Regions from separate parts of the Homo sapiens genome. Here region 2 is linked to region 1. Evidence: read pairs that join two places in POLR2A ChIA-PET (ENCODE). Cell type or tissue: endothelial cell of umbilical vein. All regions are shown on one strand. Links, peaks and the distances in the headings refer to the core of each region. The heading gives the core; the rest is flanking DNA.

The links. Peaks named below come from ENCODE experiments on the same cell type or tissue, not always from the same donor. Only the 100,000 strongest peaks of a DNase experiment are listed, where the experiment ranks them.
Region 2: POLR2A ChIA-PET joins it to region 1 with 11 read pairs; 2 of 35 experiments call an interaction of 5 or more read pairs at or near these places.

What each region holds. Positions count from the first base shown.
Region 1 is chr16:53,464,435-53,466,934 of GRCh38, forward strand. RBL2 (RB transcriptional corepressor like 2) reads left to right here. Exons shown (of 22, transcript NM_005611.4): 13 at 1,004-1,168. Among named protein-coding and RNA genes, the nearest start is that of RBL2, 31 kb to the left of the region's middle. In endothelial cell of umbilical vein, for the core only: no CTCF peak of the experiment used is centred there; a DNase peak (open chromatin) is centred at 1,347.
Region 2 is chr16:53,540,416-53,545,642 of GRCh38, forward strand. It overlaps LOC105371269 (a long non-coding RNA gene), which reads right to left. Exons shown (of 8, transcript XR_933588.4): 7 at 5,069-5,227; 8 at 3,923-4,743. Among named protein-coding and RNA genes, the nearest start is that of AKTIP, 40 kb to the left of the region's middle. In endothelial cell of umbilical vein, for the core only: no CTCF peak of the experiment used is centred there; no DNase peak of the experiment used is centred there.

The DNA.
Region 1 (2,500 bases), core at 1-2,500:
TCAAGTTAACATCTAAGAACATTTATTCTGTTTTTATTTACATAGTTAATCTCTATTTGTGGAGTAGAAAAGAAATAGAATCTTAAGACCTATGTAAATTCTTTTAATATTGTATGAAAGATCTATTTTGGGTAAAAGCTTTGATTCCTCTCTATCTAATAAAAGTTTTTAGAATACTGTGATTTTTATGAGCTGAGAAGGCTTAAAAAAAGTAGCACACATGTCACTAGCTAATCTTGTATAGCAGCCTTTTTTTATTTTATGAAAATTAAATACCATTGAAAATGTCAGAAAAAAAATAAAAAGTTCTCTTTCATGTGTTACAGAGAGGCATAGAGTTAAAGCATTGATTTGGTAGCTAGTTCTTTTTTTTTTTTGAGATGGAGTCTTGCTCTGTCGCCCAGGCTGGAGTGCAGTGGCGCCATCTCAGCTCACAGCAAGCTCCACCTCCTGGGTTCACGCCATTCTCCTGCCTCAGCCTGCCGAGTAGCTGGGACTACAGGCGGCCGCCACCACACCCGGCTAATTTTTTGTATTTTTAGTAGAGACGGGGTTTCACCGTGTTAGCCAGGATGGTCTCGATCTCCTGACCTCGTGATCTGCCCGCCACGGCCCCCCAGAGTGCTGGGATTACAGGCTGGTAGCTATTTCTTGATACTGACTTAGCATATGAGTTTATCTTAACTCTCATAAGATAGTCAAAACTAATTTTTATAGTGGCATAGATTAAATGTTTAGAGATTTTTATATGAAATTTTAAGAGTAATGTTTTTCAACCTCAATGTACAAAACATGTATTTTCATTAAAAAATTTTGAAATACATCACAATGTAAACCATTTTATATAATTCATAGTTTGAACTATAATTATTTACAAAGACAGTAAAAGGAAGAGCGGCTGTTTCAAAATAATACTTCAACTTGTAATTTTGACTAATTTCTTGTCTAAATATTTAAAAATATTTAATAATTATTCAGTGAACCAAGACATTTTTTATTTCAGGTGATAGAAGTATTCATTAGAGCAGAAGATGGCCTTTGTAGAGAGGTGGTAAAACACCTTAATCAGATTGAAGAACAGATCTTAGATCATTTGGCATGGAAACCAGAGTCTCCACTCTGGGAAAAAATTAGAGACAATGAAAACAGAGTTCCTACATGTGAAGAGGTTTGTGAAAATAACATCTTTTTATGAGAAAAATACATCAATATCTAATCTATTAATAATCCTTTTGGGGATGGGAGGGTGGCAATTAGGTTTAATATGTTATAATTACACCTTGTTATGAGAAAAATCTTGGACTGTAACGTCCCTCTCTACCCACAAATTGGGAAGGTGCCAAGAGACCAAAGAATGACTCAGACAAGTCCAGCTTGGTAAGTAGATAACGTTTATTAAGACTTACATATGGAGGAGGCAGAGGTGGTGGGGAAAAATAAAAGACTTATATACAGGGTACTCCTAGGTAGCAGCAGGACAGCTCTAGAGATCCTCGCCACCTCCCATCGCTAAGCTGCTTTTAAGCTAATTTTCTGGCTCTTTGCCTACTATGTGTGTGCACGATGGGACTGTTTTCCTTGGTAGTTTCTCAGATCTTCTCTGGGATGTTGGGGTTCTCAGGGACACCTGTTCCTTGGCTGGGCACCATGGCCTTGGCTCACTGCCTAGCCTTCAGGGTTTAGGCAGCAGACATACACCCTTAAGTAAGGTAGGTGACCTGTCACATTTCACCCCATGTCAAAGAGGAAACGAGTCAGATAATTTGTGGTTGTCCTAAGATTTTGGTGACAGAGTAAAAATTCAGTGTTCTTTCTTGATTTCCTTACCAAGTTTCTTTCCCATAGAGCAGTGGTCCAACCTTTTTGGCACCAAGGACCAGTTTCATGGAAGACAATTTTTCCATGGACAGGGTTGGGGGTTGGAGAGATTTTGGGATGATTCAACTGCCTTACATTTATTGCACACTTTATTTCTATTATTATTACGTGGTAATATATAATGAAATAATTATACAACTCACCAAAATGTAGAGTCAGTGGGAGCCCTGAGCTTGTTTTCCTGCAACTAGATGGTCCCATCTGGGGGCGGTGGGAGACAGTGACAGATCAGCAGGCATTAGATTCTCATAAGGAGCATGCAACCTAGATCCCTTATGTGTGCAGTTCACAATAGGGTTCACACTCCTGTGAGAATCTAATGCCACCACTAATCTGACAGGAGGCCAGCACAGGCGGCAATGTGAGCGATGGGGAGCAGCTTTAAATACAGATGAAGCTTTGCTCGCATGCTCACTTGCCTGCTGCTCACCTCCTGCTATGTTGCCCAGTTCCTAACAGGGTCCATGGCCCAGGGGTTGGGGACTCCTGCTTTAGAGTGGTTGATATTCAAACTCTCCAAACCAGTAATGAAGTTTGACTCATATTTAGTATCCAATTACAAGGTTTTGAATTTTTTGACTGCCAAAAGTTTTTTTTTTAACTTTATTATTAAAATGGGAAA
Region 2 (5,227 bases), core at 1,433-3,932, 77 kb after region 1:
AAAGAGGTTTAATTGACTCACAGTTCCACAGGCTGTACAGGAAGCATGGCTGGGGAGGCCTCAGGAAACTTACAATCCTGGCAGAAGGCGAAGGGAAGCAGGCACGTCCTACACAGCCAGGCAAGGAGAAAGAGAATGAAGGTGGAGGTACTACACACTTTTAAACAACTAGATTGTGTAAGAACTCACTCACTATCACAAGAACAGCAAGGGGGAGATCAGCCCCCAAGATCCGATAACTTCCCACCAGGCCCCTCCTCCAACATTGGGGATTACAATTTGACATGAGATTTGGGCGGGGACACAGATCAAACCATATCACTGCTTAATGCCACATAATTGTACACTTAAAAAGATCGAAATGATAAGTCTTATGTTATATACATTTTAATCACAATCTTTAAAAAAACAAACAAACTAATAAACTGGAAAAAAGAAAAGCCAGCTACAATGGGCCTCTCTAGGCATAGGGAGATCTTTCTAAACTCTACAGGGAACAGACCCATAAAGTCAGCGGAGAGACCCATAGAGTCAGTACGCATCTCCTGGGATCAAACCCCATGGATGCAGGCTTCTCTCTCGATCTCTGTGCCTCCGTTCTCTTAATAAAGTGAGGATACCAACATTGCTCACCTATTTGGTATGTAACAAGACTGAGTGAAATATGTATTCATATTGCATGAACAGGCATACGTATGAACAGGCATATGTAAAGCATTCAGCACAGTGGCCGGTATACAGTAAGTGCTCAATGATATTAATAGCTACTGATACCACTATCATCATCACCCATGCATACAGGGAAGTGTCTACCTTGACCCTGATCTCCATTCCAAAGGCGGGATGTATTTTGAGGGTGATGAAAATATTCTGGAATTAGTGGTGATGGTGGCACGACCTTCTGAATATACTAAAACCCACTGAATTGTAGTATGCTTTAAAATGGTGGATTTTGTAGTACATAAGTTATATCTGTTTTTCCAAAGGAAGATTATACAGTCACATAAAGTTTTCTGTGATGTAGACAGAATTGTGTGTAGGCGGTACATATTTGCTAAGCCTCAAAGTCATGGACACCACACACAAGGGCGATTTGCCAGCATAGCAGAGAAAGGCTTGCGTGCTGCTGATAGTTTGTAAGAGCTCCCCTGGGGGTGTCGGTAAGCAGCCCGGCTCAGACCCTGGGAGGCCCAGTCACCTCTGTTCTCTCAGAAAAACAAGAAGCCGCAGCATGGACCCATCATCTTGCAACACGTGTGATAACCTCCTCTGAACCTCCAGGCCTGGCGTGAAGGATGTCACGCCTGTTTAGCCACCCGTGGGGGTCGATACCTGCCACACATGCAATTGGCTGGGAAGGTGGCCAGCCTGAGTCTGAGGTCTCCCCTTGACCAGGCAGCAACATTAGCATCCACAGCGGTGTCAACACCTGCCTCCCAGCAGGTACCATGCATGATAGGTGGCTTGTCTTCATGGACAAACTCTGAAGACCGGGGACCACTCACCTCCTGACCTTGCCTGTTTCCACCACAGCCTCGGGGCCAGCCATACCTGGCTCTTTAGTTACCTACTGAAAGGGAGGAGTGGAATCGGACCTTCCGGTGGCAAAATCCAACAAAAACCCCTGGCGTGTGGGGTATCCCGCTGAAATGGAATCAGGCTCACCAACATCCCAAATCCATAATCTCCCTGCCCCTTCCACCTTCACACACACCGCCTCCAGCTTTTGCCCTGCCTTGTCCCTAGAATCCCTTCTTACCTTGGTTCGTAAGATAAACTTGCAGGGCAAGAGGGATGGAGGAAGATCAGCCACGAACCAGCAATCCCAGCCTCACTTGTAAGCAGGGATAACACCGGCCTTGAAAGACAGCTCGAGCAGAAGGTGGGACGATGCCGATCACCTTGGAGAGGTCTCGGCCATCTTGAAGGAAATGCTCAGAAGGGGCACCTGCTTCACGGTGTTAACAAGAATGGGCAGCACCTGCTTCGGCGCCACGGGGTCAGCATCCGCGCGGGCCGCGCCCCGCACCTGGCAGCTGCTGACACAGCACCGGGACGCATTTCCTGCCTGGGTCACTCAGAGGCGCTCAAGCCTAGGATCCAAGCTGGAGGGCTGGGTGCGGAGAGTATTTGGCAGGTGTTGTGGGAAGGCGGGAGGTGTGAGCAGGGGACGGATTCAAAGTTTTCTTGTAACCCGGAGACTGGAATTTTGTGAATAAGTTGGAACTATTTCCTTCTGGGACAGGAGAGACAATTCCTGCTCATACTGTTTGTGTGATAAGACAGAAATCTAGCAACACCCAACCCGAATCCATCAAGAGAAGAGTTGGAAAATGTGTGGGCTCTCGGGACAGAGGAAGACAGAACAACAACCAACATTTCAGTCTGGAGGATAATCTCCAAGGCTCAAATATAGGTATTCAGGGAAACATTGCCCCACACACGAAAACTTCAATGCTACTATGATTATTTAGGAAAGATATCATGCTTAAATATTCACAGTGTATTGTCTGCCAATCATACCTCAATAAAGCACATGAAAATTTAAAAGATATTAGCCGGGCGTATTGGCTCACGCCTGTAATCCCAGCACTTTGGGAGGCCGAGGCGGGTGGATCACGAGGTCAGGAGTTTGAGACCAGCTTAGCCAACATGGTGAAACTCCATCTCTACTAAAAATACAAAAAATTAGCTGGGTGTGGTGGCAGGTGCCTGTAATCCCAGCTACTCGGGAGGTCGAGGCAGGAGAATCGCTTGAACCCAGGACGTGGAGGTTGCAGTGAGCTGAGATCACGCCACTGCACTCCAGCCTGGGCAACAGAGTGAGACTCTGTCTCAAAAAAAAAAAAAAAAAAAAAGTTAGATATTATTAGCGACCTGCCCCTTGAAGTTTAGGTATCAGGTCTCATTGACTTCTTGAACAGGGAGGAAGGGCAGGTGTGACCCACACTGTGGGGCGGAGGCTTCTGGTGTTCAGGTGATTTGTTGGAGGTCGGACAGGCAGAGTGGTGGAACTGGGCCTCTGCTAAGTTTCCACGAACATTTATGAGCTTGTTGTGGGCTGCTTGGTGGGAAAAGTGTCAGGGAAATATTACAGGGAGTGTTAAGAGAGAGTTCCTATTCAGGAGTTGCCCCTGACTCGCTGTGTAACTGAGCAGCTGATGTCTCTCTGGGCCTCAGTTTCTTTATCTGTAAAAGGGCTGCGAAAGGTCTCTGAGACCCCTTTTTGCTCTGGGAAGCCAAAGGTGATCTGTGAATAGTTTTTCTAACTTAAAAGCAACGTGTCAGGTGCAGTGGTTCATGCCTGTAATCCCAGTGCTTTGGGAGGCCAAGGTGGGCAGATCACTTGAGGTCAGGAGTTCGAGACCAGCCTGTCCAACATGGTAAAACCCTGTCTCTACGAAAAATACAAAAAAATTAGCCAGGCATGGTGGCACATGCCTGTAATCCCAGCTACTTGGGAGGCTGAGGCAGGAGAATTGCTTGAACCCGGGAGGTGAAGGTTGCAGTGGGCCGAGATCGCACCACTGCATTCCAGCCTGGGCAACAGAACGAGACTCTGCCTCAAAAAAAAAAAAAAAAAAAAAAAGCAATGTAACCTCTCCATCCCACCCAAATATTGAAAAGAAGGACCCATCTCCTTTCCCAAATTAAGCAGCAGTTGTCTTTCTAATTATAACTTTGATTCTGCTCTGAAATCGGCAGAGCAGCTTCAAACTTTAGGATCTCTCACTGAGGATCCTAAAGTTATGAGTTATCTAACTCCAATGTCTTAGTCATTAAAGTGCCAGCGAATTATGTGTATGTGAATCAAAGCATACTTTTGGGTTTAAGACTAAAAGGTTCGAATATCTGGGGTGTGTGTGTAAGAAAAACGACGAATATCAGCCATTAGAAAAATCAGCTCACTTTGAGACCTCCATGCCATTATTGCCTCCTTTAATATTGCTGACAGTCTCTTGCAAATGTATCACAAGTTGGCATTTATTAGTGCGAGGCACAAGTAAGGGGCATGTTATTTGATTTGAATAACAGCTTGGAGCTACAGTTTGAGTCCAGAAATATATTAGTCAGAAACAATCTCATTTAATAACACAGAAACTAATAAAAGAAAAGTATTCCAACTGATTCAGAATTGAATTTATGAATATTGCTTTAGCAGGATTAATGATCAAAACCCCAACCTGTTTGTCACGTTATAACTGACTTTTCCATTTAAATGCAAAACCAGAAGTCAATGAGTCCAAAAGATTGTATATTGCTTTGAAGAAAACCAGTTCATTTTACATGTAAGCTTCCAAATTGGCAATAAACTTTAATTACAGGGTCAGATAATCAAATTATAATCAAATAGCCTCACATAAAAATCTATGTTTGAAATTAACAAGACACAAGCCTGCCACTTGGTATCATTGCACCTCTGTAACTTACTAACAGACATTTCATTTTCATTTAAAAGTCACCTTAAGGACTTTCTCCTCAATTTCCACCGTGTAGCTTAATTTTATTTAGAAAACATTTCATTCTTAGACCATGCAGTCCTTCAGATTTTCATATTCAGCTCTACATTCCCCCGCCCCTTCTCACCTTGGGGAGGTCTGTTTTACAATTGATGATGGGATTTCCAAATTGGGATGATTGTAACCCTTTCCAACTGAGAGGTGTCTATACTGGGAAGAACCCTTGATCTGGTGTCAGGTATCATTGGACAGAGGCAGCATCCACACCATGGGACTGAGTGGCCTGGAAAATTTTGCCAGAGGAAAAAAATGTGTATAGCAAGCTTGTCCAACCTGTGGCACAGGATGGCTTTGAATGCAGCCCAAAAGAAATTTGTAAACTTTCTTAAAACATTATGAGACTTTTTTTGCAATTTTTTTTCTTTCTTTCTTTTCTTTTTTTAGCTTATCAACTATTGTTAGTGTTAGTGTATTTTATGTGTGGCCCAAGACAATTCTTCTTCCAATGTGGCCCAGGGAAGCCAAAGATTGGACACCCCTGGTGTATAGCTTAGAAATACTTAAGTTATTTTGAAATCAGCAAATGCATTGGCAAATGAATGGCATACCTGCTTCACTGTCTCATGAGATCCGAACAAGCAGAATGCGAAGTAATGCTTCAAAACCTCTTTTTATCTTTAAAAGTGGTTTCTTTGTCTTCTTCAGTAACAGCAGCGTTTTTTGTCGGCATGATGAAGAGCCGGCTGCCGAGCTTCCTCTTCCTGGCA